Regions from separate parts of the Mus musculus genome. Here region 2 is linked to region 1. The links are chromatin loops, found by intact Hi-C in ENCODE. Cell type or tissue: heart. All regions are shown on one strand. Each heading gives the region's core, and the rest is flanking DNA. Links, peaks and the distances in the headings are about the cores only.

The links. Peaks named below come from ENCODE experiments on the same cell type or tissue, not always from the same donor. Only the 100,000 strongest peaks of a DNase experiment are listed, where the experiment ranks them.
Region 2: a loop joins it to region 1, with 8 times the contacts of the local background. A loop is called at or near these places in 12 of 42 quality-filtered maps.

Annotation. Positions count from the first base shown.
Region 1 is chr5:24,465,717-24,474,156 of GRCm38, forward strand. The region is part of intron 1 of Agap3 (ArfGAP with GTPase domain, ankyrin repeat and PH domain 3); the gene reads left to right. Among named protein-coding and RNA genes, the nearest start is that of Agap3, 18 kb to the left of the region's middle. In heart, for the core only: no CTCF peak of the experiment used is centred there; DNase peaks (open chromatin) are centred at 5,085 and 6,408; H3K4me3 peaks cover 104 bases; H3K27ac peaks cover 94 bases.
Region 2 is chr5:24,392,892-24,397,891 of GRCm38, forward strand. It overlaps Abcb8 (ATP-binding cassette, sub-family B (MDR/TAP), member 8), which reads left to right and starts at 1,265. Exons shown (of 16, transcript NM_029020.3): 1 at 1,265-1,692. The coding sequence starts at 1,598. In heart, for the core only: CTCF peaks have their summits at 643 (motif pointing left), 1,920 (motif pointing right) and 3,564 (motif pointing right); DNase peaks (open chromatin) are centred at 650, 1,460 and 1,780; H3K4me3 peaks cover 1,258 bases; H3K27ac peaks cover 1,596 bases.

The sequences.
Region 1 (8,440 bases), core at 2,094-7,093:
CATGAGTTTTTGACTAGCCCAGGAGCTGTGTGGTCCACCTTAGGCAGGACCAGATGGCTAGGGAAAGATGTCCTCTAAGGGGTCAGAATTGGGACTTGGAAATCACAAGAGCTTTTGAGCTCAGGCCAGTCCAGGCCTTAGGGTGGTACTGGGAGGAAAGCTTGCAGGAAGCAGGGTACTGCCCTTATTTGGACCCTAGCCACATGGAGATGAGTAAGAACCTAGGAGCTGTATAGTTCAGAAGCTCAGGTGACTATGGAGCTATCAAGAGAAAGAAGGAAGCTTACAGAATGGTGTGGTCTTTCTGTGTGGGGTGGAGACAGTGAGCCCCACAAAGACCCTCTGAGTGAGTATCAGATGGGGAGGAGAGGGGACCACCCATGGCCTCAATCCAGGGAAGAGGAGTAGAGACCAGGCCCAGACTCAGGTCCTGGTTCTATATGTACTGTCATAGCTCTGAGGACAACACAGGCCATCTCAAATGTATGCTGGCATCTTGCTTTCTCTGAGCTGTGAGATCTGCTTTGAAGTATCTTGGGCCTGCTGATGAGACCATATCTCATGGGCCTTGTTAAGCAATAGACCTTGATGGTGTTTGGGGTAGGATAGGGAGAAAAACTGACTTCCTTACAGTAGGGCCTAGACAAGGGCTAAATTCAGGAGGGTGGGGACAGCATCTCAGGGATGTTGGCAGAGGATCACTTCCTGGATAGTCTGTTTGACTGCCTCATCCCTTTCTGCCTGGGAAGCTGGGGTGGACTGTACCAGTCCAGGAGGAGGAACCACAGGGGAAACAGGGCAGACAGAGTTAAGTCTAAACATGGGGACAGCAGTATCACAGCCTTTTCTTTCAGGATGCCCAAATTTGACAAGCAGTACAGTCTGTTTCTTTGACAAGCCAGGTACCCAGGTTGGAAGTGGGTCGTGTGGGTGTGAATACTCTCCTATTGCTGTAAGCAGGAGATGGGCACATGTGTGCAGTGTGATGGTAAGCTGGCCGTCAAAGAAACACTGTGCTTTCAGAATCCCAAGGGCACAGGGTTAGGGCAGGGGATCGGTGCTGGGGCCCTGCTGGCTCTGGGGTTGGGTGGCTGAGTAGATGTGGCCAGTGGCTGCAGCACTGCCCAGCTGCCTTGACAAGCACCGCCGGACAGTTTTCCTAGAGTAGTGATGTGATTGTGAGAATTGCTGCCGTGATGGGTTACAAACCGTATAAACGCGCCGCCGGCACCGTTTGTGTTTGTGCTGCAAATGTCACAAGATTGACAGCTCTCGCTGTGAGTGAGGAGGAGCTGCAGGATTCTGAGCTGGAGCTTCAGAATCAGCTCCTGCTACCTCAGGCAGAAAAGCAACAAGAGAGGGGCTTTGCTCTGGCACGTGTGGTAGCCCTGATACTGCCCACCACCACTTGTCATTCTAACTGTGAGTTTTAGATCATTTTCCCAAGGTATTTTGACTCCATTTTGTAGGTGGGGAAACTGGAGTATGGAGAAGTTTAAAAACAAACAAACAAAAAAGGACTTTAGGCTGCTTGGTCATCATGGCAGAGCATTTGAAACAGAGCTCATCTCCTGTCCTGTGTTAGTAAGCAGGTTGTAGAGGGTTACATCCACACCCTGGAAATAAAGTCAATACAGTCCTTACCCCATCCCTCAGCGGTCCTTCCTTGTGTCTGTAGCCCTGCTAGGTTCAGTGGATAGGCTGCTCCTCCCTTCCCCCAACAAACACTGTTCTTGTCTGGTGGGCGGCTGGTGGTAGTTTTCATATGTTCTAATCCATTACAAGCCAGTCAGTATAATTACATCTCTTATCACACAGTGTACGTGTACTGGATAAGCAGCTAACATGTTCCCTTCTTCAGAGAACTCCTGCAAGTTGTTAAGAAACAGGTTTGAAAAATGCAAGAGAAAAGCAGGCAAAGAATAGGATGAGAGAGACATGAACAATAAATTCATGGAGTCAGTCATCATGAAAAATTATTCTCCTCGAAATCAGAGAAACACACATCCAGGGAGATAAAGCTACTGTATGCCCTGTCCACAGAGCAGAACTAGAAAGTTCTGTGGGGTGTGTATGTATGTGTGTCTGTCTGTCTGCATGCACCTGTAGCAAGGGTTCACCCTACCTTTCTGGTGGATGACTGGGCGAGTTCCATCTGTGTAACTGGGAATGACCTTGAACTGGTCCTTCTACCTCTCAAATGCTAGGCTTTTAAGAATATGCTGTTATCATGGAGGGTTGATAGGATCCTAAGGGTGGGTTGAACCCAGATCTTTGTGCTTTGTGCACCTGGACAAATGCTCTGCATCACCGCAAACCCTCCACTTTTTGAGACAGGCAGGGTCTTTAATCATATAGCCATGGCTGGCTTGGAAGTTGTTACCCTGTCTCAAAACTTAGTAACGAAATGAAGAGATGATAAATGGATGGGGTTTAGAAACCCATTGAAGCTGGCAGTTCAGTGGTCGAGCCCTTGCCCAGGATGCATGAGGCCCGAGGTCAGAGGTCCTGATGCTGTGGCTTTGCTGTATGGTGACCCCAACCATAAAAATTATTTTCACTGTTACTTCGTAACTGTAATTTTGTTACTTTTATGACTCATAAAAGTGTTTTCTGATGGTCTCATAGGGCACCCATTTGACTCCCAAATGTTTGAGAACCACTGCTGTTCAGTACCCATTGTCAGACGCGGGGGGGGGGGGGGGGGCGGGGGGGGGGAAGAAACAGAAACACATCAGCTAAGGGAAGCAAAGTTTTAATCATGGAACTTCTGTCCTTTTTAAGACAGTCATGGCAGCCCTGCCTCAGCCTAGGACCCTCAGAGTTGGGATCACAAGTATGGGTCCACATCTGGCTGCTGTGTGTTCAATTCTGAAGGAAGAGACCTTTTTAAAAAAGAAAGAAATAGGTGAGGGATGCTGCTGCAAAATCACTTTCTGGATTGTGGATCAGACGGACTTGGGATAAAGAGGAACCAGCAGGTTGGTCCTGGTCCTCTCCAACGAGACATGCATGTCTGTGGGAGTGTGTGTGTGTGCGTGTGCGTGTGCGTGTGCGTGTGTGTGTGTGTGTGTGTGTACTTGGAAGCCTAAGGTTTGGAGTTCTGGGCCTCTTCTGGGCTCTAGTACCTACAGGCTGTGCAACCTTAGACAGTTCACTGCCTCTCAGAGTAGCATAGTTGTCACCTCCAAAAGTCTAGGCTGTAGCCTCTAAGTTGAAATCCTGCCAGGTTGCAGGGGCCTGGGAATCTCCCAGAAACCACCCCAGCTCAGAGGTTTTTTTCTATAGGGCTCTTTTGTACTTTCCTTGGGCAACGAATCATAACAAATTACCATGAGCCAGATAGCAATTTATCATATTTCAGAAATGAAGAAGTCTGACGAGATCGAGGTGCCGCCAGGGCCACACTGCTTCTGAAGGTACTAGGAACACATTTGCCACAGGCTTCTCCTTGGCTAATAGATGGCCATCTTCTTGTGTCTTTGTTTTTAAAGACAGGGTCTTATGTGGCCCAGGCTGGCCTCAACTCATGATACAGCTGAGAATGGTCTTGACCCTCTGAGTACTGGGATGACAGGTGTGCCTTAAGTGGCTAGTTTATGCTGTGCTTGGGATCAACTCCACATGCTAAACAAACTAGGGCTGAGCTGCACCTTCAGCTCCACTGTGAAGATTTAGATTAGCAGTCCTCTGCATGGTTAGGCCAAATGTCAGATCAGGAGCCCACCCACTGCAGTCTTAAGTACAAACACAACACTGCTGTCTCCACATGTTATGTCTGAGGCCTACATCTAGGGCCTCAAATCTCCAGGGCCCCCAGCTTGGAGGGTAGAGAGGACCAGCCTAGGTTTGGCTGTCCTGGCACATGTGAACTGCAGCCCTTGGCCTGAGTGTCTACCTAGCCTATTGGGCGTGTGGCACTGGTTTTAATCCCTCTTGTTTATACCACCCTTTCTTACTTAGTGGGGCTGCACCAGTTACAGATCACCTGCAGCCCACCAGGGTCAAAGACCCTGTCATTGCTCTGTTTACAGCTTGAGCTGGGAAAGGGGGTTTTCTCTATTTTATACACCATATCTGAGGCTCAACAAGATTCCGATGTGGTCACACAGCTAGTGGGTGCCTATAATTAGCTGCTTTTTGTGTTTCTGTGACCAAAAAGCAACTTCAGGAAGGAAAGGTTTCTCTTGGTTTGCCTTTGACTGTGCTGACCATTGTAGTGGGGAAAGCAGGCAGCGGGAATGTGGGGCAGCTGGTTACATTGCATCTGAAGTCAGGAAGCAGGAGTGGTGACTTCTGGCGCGCCACTCTTAATTTAGTCCAGGATCCAGTCTGTGGAATGCCACCACCCACATTTAGGGCATGTCTTTCCACCTGAGTTATCTCCACCTAGAGTCTTCCTCACAAATGTGCTCAGAAGCAAGTTGATCCATCGCACACGCAGTGCTGGAGGTGAGGTTGAGCCCAGGTTGTGATTGTCTGCTTTGGGTTTGTGTGGATTATGGCGTTGTGTCTTACACTATCAGCCGACTGTCCAACCAGGAGCTGTCTCCTTAAGGAAGAGCCCTGGTACACAATTCACGTGTTGCCAGAACTCTAGTGAGGTTACTCCAGTGGGAAGTAGGATGCGTGAGGAAGGCATCTCACAGTGGAGTAAGGTGATATTGACAGAGGTCACTGAAGGGAGGGACAGTTCCATTGAGTTCCAAGTGACCAAAAGGACAAGGGATGGATAGATACTGTATAGTTAAGGGGGGGGGATAGGTGAGATCAAGCAAGGTTGGGCACAGAGACATGGTTAGATACAGTGTCATGGACTGCAGGGCTCTGTTGGCAGTGACAAGAAGATCATTTTTTTACCAGGTTACAGACACCTTCATGGACATGAATACCGATGTCAGTGTGGTAGCAGATGGGATAAGACCATTAGGAAGTTGATGTGGTAGCATACGTGGTTATTGGACAGAGGATCCCTTTTTGAAGAGAGGTAATAGATGGTCGGGATCCGAATGGAGGTGGTGGGAACCTGTGGCCAGCCCAAGGCCCTAGTGCTAGCATGCCGGGCCAGGAAGATGCTCTGCTGCCACCTTGTGGCCAAAGAGAGCTGTGGAACATACAGGCCATACCTGAAGATCTAATGCCTCATCCTTGGGAAGCCAGGTGCATGTAAACTTTGGTCTCCAGGCAAAAACTGGTCCTTTGTAGAATGGCAGCTGCCATTTGTTGTGGATTATGTGTCAGTCATTGTGATTATCAGTGCATCAGTAGCAAGCACTGGAGACCAACTGGAAGCCTGTGGGAGTTGTCCTTCTCCTCTGCTAAGGTGTATCTCATCCCTGTTCACGAGGTCCTTTCTGCCTAGAGACTTCTCTGTTCCTGTGCCTCTGCAGGGGGCTGAGGCCCAGAATGGCCAATGAATCAGTTGTTCATCCTGACCTAGAATGGATACTCAGGACTTGAGAGATTCATCACTAATCCTTCAGAAACTTCCAAAGAGCCATACACACAGCCCCCGTGAGACAGTTGCAGCCTGGCACTTGAGAATCAGCTGCCCAAAGAGGGGCTGGTTCTGTGGGTTCTGGTTTTCCTGAACAGGTCTGAGGGGGATGGTTCTGTGGGGCCCTGGTCCTGAACAGGTCCAGCACAGCTTTCAATGCCAGCCTTACTGCTCTTTGTAGGTGATGGCTGTTGGAGGAACAGAGCGTGGTTGTCAAGAGCGTTCAGGGCGGGTGTATGACTGTATTACACGACTAGCACCCGTCCCACACAGCTGTTCTCACACTGCTAAAGCCACCCATTGGGCACCTTGTCCTCAGACACTGGCTTCTTAGCTACTGTCCTGTTCTTGGATTTTCATTGGGAGTGCATGGGGCTGTGATGGGCAGTCCTAGTCTTTTGTGGAAGAATAGATACCTCCCATGTGTGGGATAGACAGGATAGGTAGATGAAGGCAGGGAACTGTTTTAGGGTTTCTGTTGCTGTAATAAACATCATGACATTAACAACCTGGAAAGGAGACGTCTTACTTTGCTTACACTTCCACATCACAATCAATCATTGAAGGACGTCAGGGCAGAAACTGAAGCAGGGCATTTGGTACTTACTGGTCTGCTCCGTGTGGCTTTCTCAGCCCACTTTTTTTTTTTTTTTTAAATTCTCTCATACATTCTTACCTTAGTTTCTACATGCTCCACACCTTCCAGTCCCTCCCCTCTTTTCCCCTCTCATCCAGATCCACTCAAAAACCAGAGTAGACCTCCCAGGGCTATCAACCGAACAACAGCATAACAAGTTACAACAAGACCAGGCACAAACCCTCACATCAAGGCTGGATGAGGCAACCCAGTAGGAGCAAAGGGGGCTCAAGAGTAGGCAAGTGCAGCCAGAGACAGCCGCCCCCGCTCCCACCTCCCACACTGGGAGTCCCACAACCATAGCATGCCGAGGACCTAGCTCAGGCATGTGCAGGCTCTGTGAGCCCCTGTGAGCCCTGCTCAGTTGATTCTGTGGGCGTGTTCTTGTGACAGTCTGGACCCCAGTGTCAGCCCACTCTTACAGTTCTCAGGACTGTCTGCCCAGGGGTGAATCAAGACAACCTCCCCCCCACCCCCGGGCCCCCTGACCTGGCAGTTTTGTGTTTATTTATGTGTTTATTTATTTTTAAAAAGATTTATTTATTTATTATATGTAAGTACACTGTAGCTGTCCTCAGGTACTCCAGAAGAGGACATCAGATTTCGTTATGGATGGTTGTGAGCCACCATGTGGTTGCTGGGATTTGAACTCTGTACCTTCGGAAGAGTAGTTGGCGTTCTTATCCACTGAGCCATCTCACCAGCCCCTGTGTTTATTTTTTAAGTTTACTTTTATGTGCATTGTGCTTTGCCTGTGTGTGTGTGAGGGTGTCAGGTCTTGGAGTTACAGACCATTGTAAGCTACTGCATGGATAGTGGGAGTAGAACCCTAGTTCTCTGGAGGAACATTTAGTGCGTTTAACTGCTGAGCCACCTCTCTAGCTCCAGCTTGGCAGTGTTAAGGTGTAGCTCAAGAAAGCTGGCTAACTTACGTTAGAAATTGTAAGTCAGGAGTGATGGGCTTTTGTCTGTCCCTGGGCCTTCCTGAGGTCCTGGGAAAGGCTCCTCTGTGGAACTGCCTATTACCCCTGTTACAAGGAACAGGGAGGCAGCTACCCTCTCCACTCTTAATTACTAGTCCCACGAGAGAGAGCAGAGAGAGAGAGCAGAAGGCCAGAGAGATCCAGCCCAGGGCTTGAAAGTTTCCGGCTCTCTTTTCTCAGAGCACCTTGATTGGAGAGGCCCTGCCTTCCCAGGCATTCCCCCAGCCCCAGCCCCAGCCCCAGCCCCACCCCCACCCCCAGCCCCCGCCCCCTCAGGAATTTGCTGCTTTTTCTGTCTGCCTGTTCTCACTGAGACCAGGAGGTTCTCAAGCTGAAAGGGCCATGGGGATGGGCTGGGCTGGGCTGGGTGGAGGCGACCTGGGAGGATGATCAGTCTCTCCAGGGACACTCAAGCACTACCCTAAACTGCTCTCTCCCAGTCTGCTCCTGGTGCCAGTACATGTCTTATGTGGGTGATGAAGCTGCTGTCTGGCCAGGAGTGATGAAGGCAGTGCAGGATCAGTCACAGACAGAGCTTTACCACAGCCTGGGCTGAATCTGAGTTATCAGGGCAGTGTGTGCAGCCCACACTCTGATGCCACTTAAGACGCTGGCTTTATAAGATTAGGGGTGGTGGAGTTTGCAGTGTCAGCTCTGGCAGGTAAGTGCCCAGCTCCTCTCAATGCTACACTGAGTGGCCCTAGCTAGGCGGCAGGGGCTTGGTGTTCCTCCCGGCACTCAGGTTTACCTTTTGCTCTTTTTTTTTTTTTTTTTTTTCTGCCCTTTGGCCCAGTCCAAGCAAAGTCGTGTCTTCTGAGTTTTATAATCTCCAAAGAAACAGGCTTCCTCAGTCATCAACATCACCTGCTGTAGCATCAAGCACCTCTCAGCCTTAAGAACATCAGAGTGGAACTCTGAAATAGGGTCACTTCGCTAAATTCTCCAGTTTACAGACAGAAGTCTGAAGCTCAGAGAAAGCATAAGATTTGCTTGTCTCCTGGCTCAGAATTGGGTCTTCTAACGAATCTGGACGGCCCTGGAATCCTGGGTCTTGGTCTTCCCTCTTTGGAGAAAGAGAAAATGGTTCACTTTTCTGCAAAAAACGGTCTCTTGTGGGGTGTGCTTGAGGACTGTTATTTATTTGGCCTGCTCTTAATGACAACTCCTCACCTACCTGCCCAGTCTTAGGAGGAGCCCTGGCTGGAATTTCCTGTTTTCTGAGGGCTCCTAGGGGCTGCCCTGCACCGCCGTTCCTGGGTGTTCCAGGCCAGACTTGCCGCCTCTCCTGGTTAGGCTGGCTCCAGGCCCTTCCAGGTCTGGGCT
Region 2 (5,000 bases), core at 1-5,000, 75 kb before region 1:
TGCCCTACTGAAGCCCATGCCTGAGATATTGACTTATGGAGCAGGTGTCAGGGCCTCCAGCGATCAAGCCAGTATCTCAGAGGCGGAGAGGAAAACTGTGCTTCCTAGAGCATTTCCTGGAGGAGCGTGGAGGACATCCATGGAACATCCCACAGGTTTATCCCAGACTGCCTGATTTTCTTATATAACAAGAGTTCATGACTCCCATACTTTTGTGTCTAGGTAAGGTGCAAAGCTATGCTTTGTGGCAAAATGGAATCCCAAGGAAGTGGGCGTGGGGGGGTACCCCGGTGGCAGGAAATTCCCATGATCTTTCTGAGACCTCTAGAGAGAGAGAGGTTAAGTGTGGCTTTAGCTGGTACCTCCCTCTGACATTACTCACATATAGTATATACTTGCTTAAGACTACCTCTACACACATCCTTATCTCCTCAGCCCCAAACTCAAGCAAATTCTGGCTCATTGCTCTGTCTAGTTTCACTCTGCTCATTCCAGAGCATGACTTTGCGACCCTCAGCTCAAGAAAAATTGAGTCCCGGAAGCACCACCAATAAATGACAATGATACTAGTAACATAACAATGTTCAAATGTCCAGATGGATTACCAGAGAGTAAATGTGAGCTAGAAACAGCACCCCCTGGTGGACAGTGGACAATAGCGTGCCTTTCTCGCGTGGAGGGGAACGGGTATGAGTCAGAGCCACTCCCACCAAGAAACCACAGCCCAGTGGAGGAGTTAAAACAAAAATAATAATTACACAGAAGGCATAGTGACTCAAGCCTCTAATCCCAACACTGGGAAGGAAGGATGGTGAGTTCAAGACAAGCCTGGGCTATAAAGAGAGTCTCAGGCTAGTCAGAGCTATGTAGCAGGTCTTGGGGGTACTTTGGGAGACAATTATAGCAAGAATAAGCTTAGCCCAACTGCTGCAAGAGCTATTCACTTTTGAGCTGGAACCTTAGGCCAGTGATTCAGACCCAAATGAAGAAGGAACCTAAAGGTTAGCTCTTAGGTTGCACTTTGATTAACTTCATGACCTACATACTAATAATTCACGATAACTGTGAGTAGCAGGATCACATAGGGAGATTAGAGACTCAAGTGGTGGCACGTTACGTGCATGTATGTTTTTGTTTGGTTTGGGTTGAGGGGTGTGTGTGTGTGTGTGTGTGTGTGTGTGTCTGTGTGTAGTTTTTTTTTTTAACTCTCAGGTCTGTTTTCACATATTCCTTCTCACGAAACCACCACTTCCTGTGATGCCAGGGAGCATAGAGATTGTCTGGAACAACTCTAGAGAAAGGGCTCAAGGTCAGAAGCGCCAGGACGTCCTCTAATGTGAGAATGAACGTCGCACAACCTCTGACCCGCACCTGACTTCAGGCCACTGAGCAAATAGCTAGAGCTGCTTCTGCTCGGTCCCGCCTACAGCCAACATTTTATCCAATCACAGCTTGCAGCAAGACTGATGTGTCTTTTCTCCAATCATCGCTGAGAATGGGAAGGGGTTGTCGGGATGGGGCCATAGCGAACATGGAACCCTCGGTAGGATAAGTGTGAGATTGCCGTTGCTGGCTGCCCCTATCTTATTGCCTCAACATGTTGGTGCACTTATTTCGGTTCGGAATCCGGGGTGGCCCAGTTCCAGGATGGTCGCTACAATCCCTGCGCTTCCAGACGTTCTCTGCCGCCAGGTAAAAACACAAGAGCAACTTGGAGTGTGGGCCATTGACCACCGTCCGACATCGCGCGGGGCCCGCCGGGATATGTAGTTCCGGGCTCGCGCGGGGCTTGCTGGGAGATGTAGGCTGTCTCGGAGGGTGTGGAATGTCACTGTCCAGGGAATTGGCCTCAATTATTCATGATGCTGTGTGGTGCCAGCAGGAGGCTCCGCAGGTCTGTATCCACTTGCGGTCAGGACTCAGCCACACCCAGTCACCACTGCCCACTAAGGGGCGCCACTCACAGCTCGCATTCGCTCTCTGGTAATCCACCTGGAGATCTGTAATTGGTGTCCATAGACATTTACTATTGATAGTGCTTCAGGATTAGCTGAAATAGTTCTAAATAATCAAAAGCGATACCTGAGCTGGCGAGATGATTTAGCAGTTAAAGGCACTTGCTACCAAGCCTGAAGACGTGGATTCTACTTGAAAACTCATGGTAGGAGGTATGCAGTTTCGGCAAATTATAATTATCCTCTTACTTCCACTATCCCAAACCCACTAAATAGATAAACACATACGTGCATTTAAAAAAAAATTTTAAAGTAGGTCCTAGCTAGAATCTACTGTGAATTCAAGGCCAGGCTGGTCTATAGAGAGCTCCAGGTCAGCCCAACTATACAGTGAAATCTCAACAGCATCCACGTTAAGCCCGAGAGTTGCTAGGAATTTGAAGCCAGCACGGACTACATAGTGAGTTCTGAGTGAACAAAACAAATAGGAATTTGATTCTTAGAGCTAGATGTATCGTCAGGAACCGAGCCTAGTACCCTTTACTCAAGAAGGTGAGTCTAAATCCAGTATACAGCCGAATGTATTCTATACATTCTAAGTTCAAGGCCCACCTGGAAAACTTTGTAAGATCCTGTGTCAAATATAAAGAGTAAAAGGGTCATTCATATGACTCAGTGGGTAAAGAAGTGCCACCAACGTGATCCCCTGAGTTTGTAATCCCTGGGACCCACGTGTGGAAGGAGAGAACCAGTTCTTGTAAACTGTCCTTTGATCTCAACTCACTGTGGAGTGCTCAGGCATGGGTGTGTTTCTCGCACCCCCCCCCACACACACACACAAATAAATAAATAAAATTACTATATTTTAAAAATAAAGAGTAGAAGGAGAGCTGGAGACATGGCTCAGTGGTAGGCTTTTTGTTTGTTTGTGTTTGTTTGTTTGACAAACATGAACCATAGATTCAATTCCTAGTACCCTGGGTGGGAAAAAAAACTGATCCATTCTTGGTAAAATTAAAAAAGCAAAAACAAAAACAGAAAAACGTACCCCACATTGATCCAGAGAGAATAATGAGTTGAAAGCATAGAAGAGACCAAAGTCTAATTTTTCTCTTTTTCTCCTAGTAATTTATTTTTTATGTACAGTGGTGTTTTGCCTGCACGTATGTCTGTGTGAGGATGTCAGATACCCTGGAACTGGAGTTACAGACAGTTGTGAACTGCCATGTGGATGCTGGGAATTGAACCCTGGTGCTCTGGAAGAGCAGGCAGTGCTCTTAACCACTGAGCCATCTCTCCAGCTCATTGTTTTTAGTTTTGTTTTTGTTTTTGTTTATTTTTTTAAGATTTATTTATTTAATATATGTGAGTACATTGTAGCTGTCTTCAGACACACCAGAAGAGGGCATCAGGTCTTATTACAGATAGTCGTGAGCCACCACGGGGTTGCTGGGAATTGAACTCAGGACTTCTAGAAAAGCAGTTAGAGCTCTTAGCTCTTAACTGCTGAACCATCTTCCCAGCCCTGTTTTTAGCTTTTTTTTTTTTTTTATAAAGATTTATTTATTATTATATGTAAGTACACTGTAGCTGTCCTCAGACACTCCAGAAGAGGGCGCCAGATCTTGTTACGGATGGTTATGAGCCACCATGTGGTTGCTGGAATTTGAACTCTGGACCTTCGGAAGAGCAGTCGGGTGCTCTTACCCACTGAGCCATCTCACCAGCCCTGTTTTTAGCTTTTTAAACAGAGTTTCACTATGTAGTTCTGGCTGGCCTGGAGCTCTCTATGTAGACCAGTCTAACCTTGAACTCACAGAGATCCACCTGCCTCTGCCTCCTGAGTGCTGTGATTATAGGAGTGCCCTCTACCCAGAACCTAGAATTTAACTGTAAATATTCTACAAGAAGCAACTGTTTCCCTGACAGGTCCAGGGGAAGGCTACCAAGGGTAGGTAACTATGAGGGGAAGGTTGCCAAAGGTAGGTAACTATGAGGCAAGCCCACCTGCCTGATGGAGGGAGGAGGGCAAGCATGGGAACTGGTGCTGGGAAGCCTTCCACCAGTTGTTGACAATCCCCATAGCTTCTTGGTTTGGAGGAGCTGAGAGAAGCTAGAAAGTAGCCATGATAAATTATTAATGTCTGAAAACAGTCTTTAGAAAGAGTGAGGGTGTTGGTAATATTTGGACCATAAAGAGACACAAGGTGAGACCAGATAAATGACTGTGTTCATTTCAGTTCATGAAACAAATTTAGCAGATCAGGGTCATTTTGAAAGGTCATCAGAAACTATCAGAATATCCATTTCAGAATTAAGGGACATATCTTATGAAACCTTTTAACTTTGGCATTCACACACGCACATGGTTCTGGGTTGTACTAAGTGCAGTGTACCGTCTCAGTGACAGTAAATCTGTATGTTTGCAAAAATTGCAGTGGTCAGCCTTACTGCATATCTAACAAGGGCATACACAGCTTAACAAACATCTGCTCAATAGATATCTCATATCCCAGAGTTTCCTAAGTTCTAGAGTATAAAATATGCCTCTGCCCCCTCAGTAAGACTACTGGAAAATTTGGGGGCTGGTGAGATGGCTCAGTGGGTAAGAGCACCCGACTGCTCTTCCGAAGGTCCAGAGTTCAAATCCCAGCAACCACATGGTGGCTCATAACCATCCGTAACAAGATCTGGCGCCCTCTTCTGGAGTGTCTGAAGACAGCTACAGTGTACTTACATATAATAATAAATAAATCTTTAAAAAAAAAAAAAAAGAAAATTTGGACAGTAGTACAGGAAGAAAAAAGAGTGAGTTTTATCTTAAACTGAGGCTAGATAGACATAAGGCATAGTGGGGGGCGGGGGCGGGGGAGGAACACTAGGCATCTGTTAATGATGTATATGTGGGTGAGTACATGAGTGCAGGTGTCAGAGGACACCAGAGGGGTTGGATCCCCTGAAGCTGTAGTCACAGGCTGTGTATTCACAGTTGTGAATTTCCTGACAAATATGCTGGAGTCAATCTCAGGTCGTCTACAAGAGCAG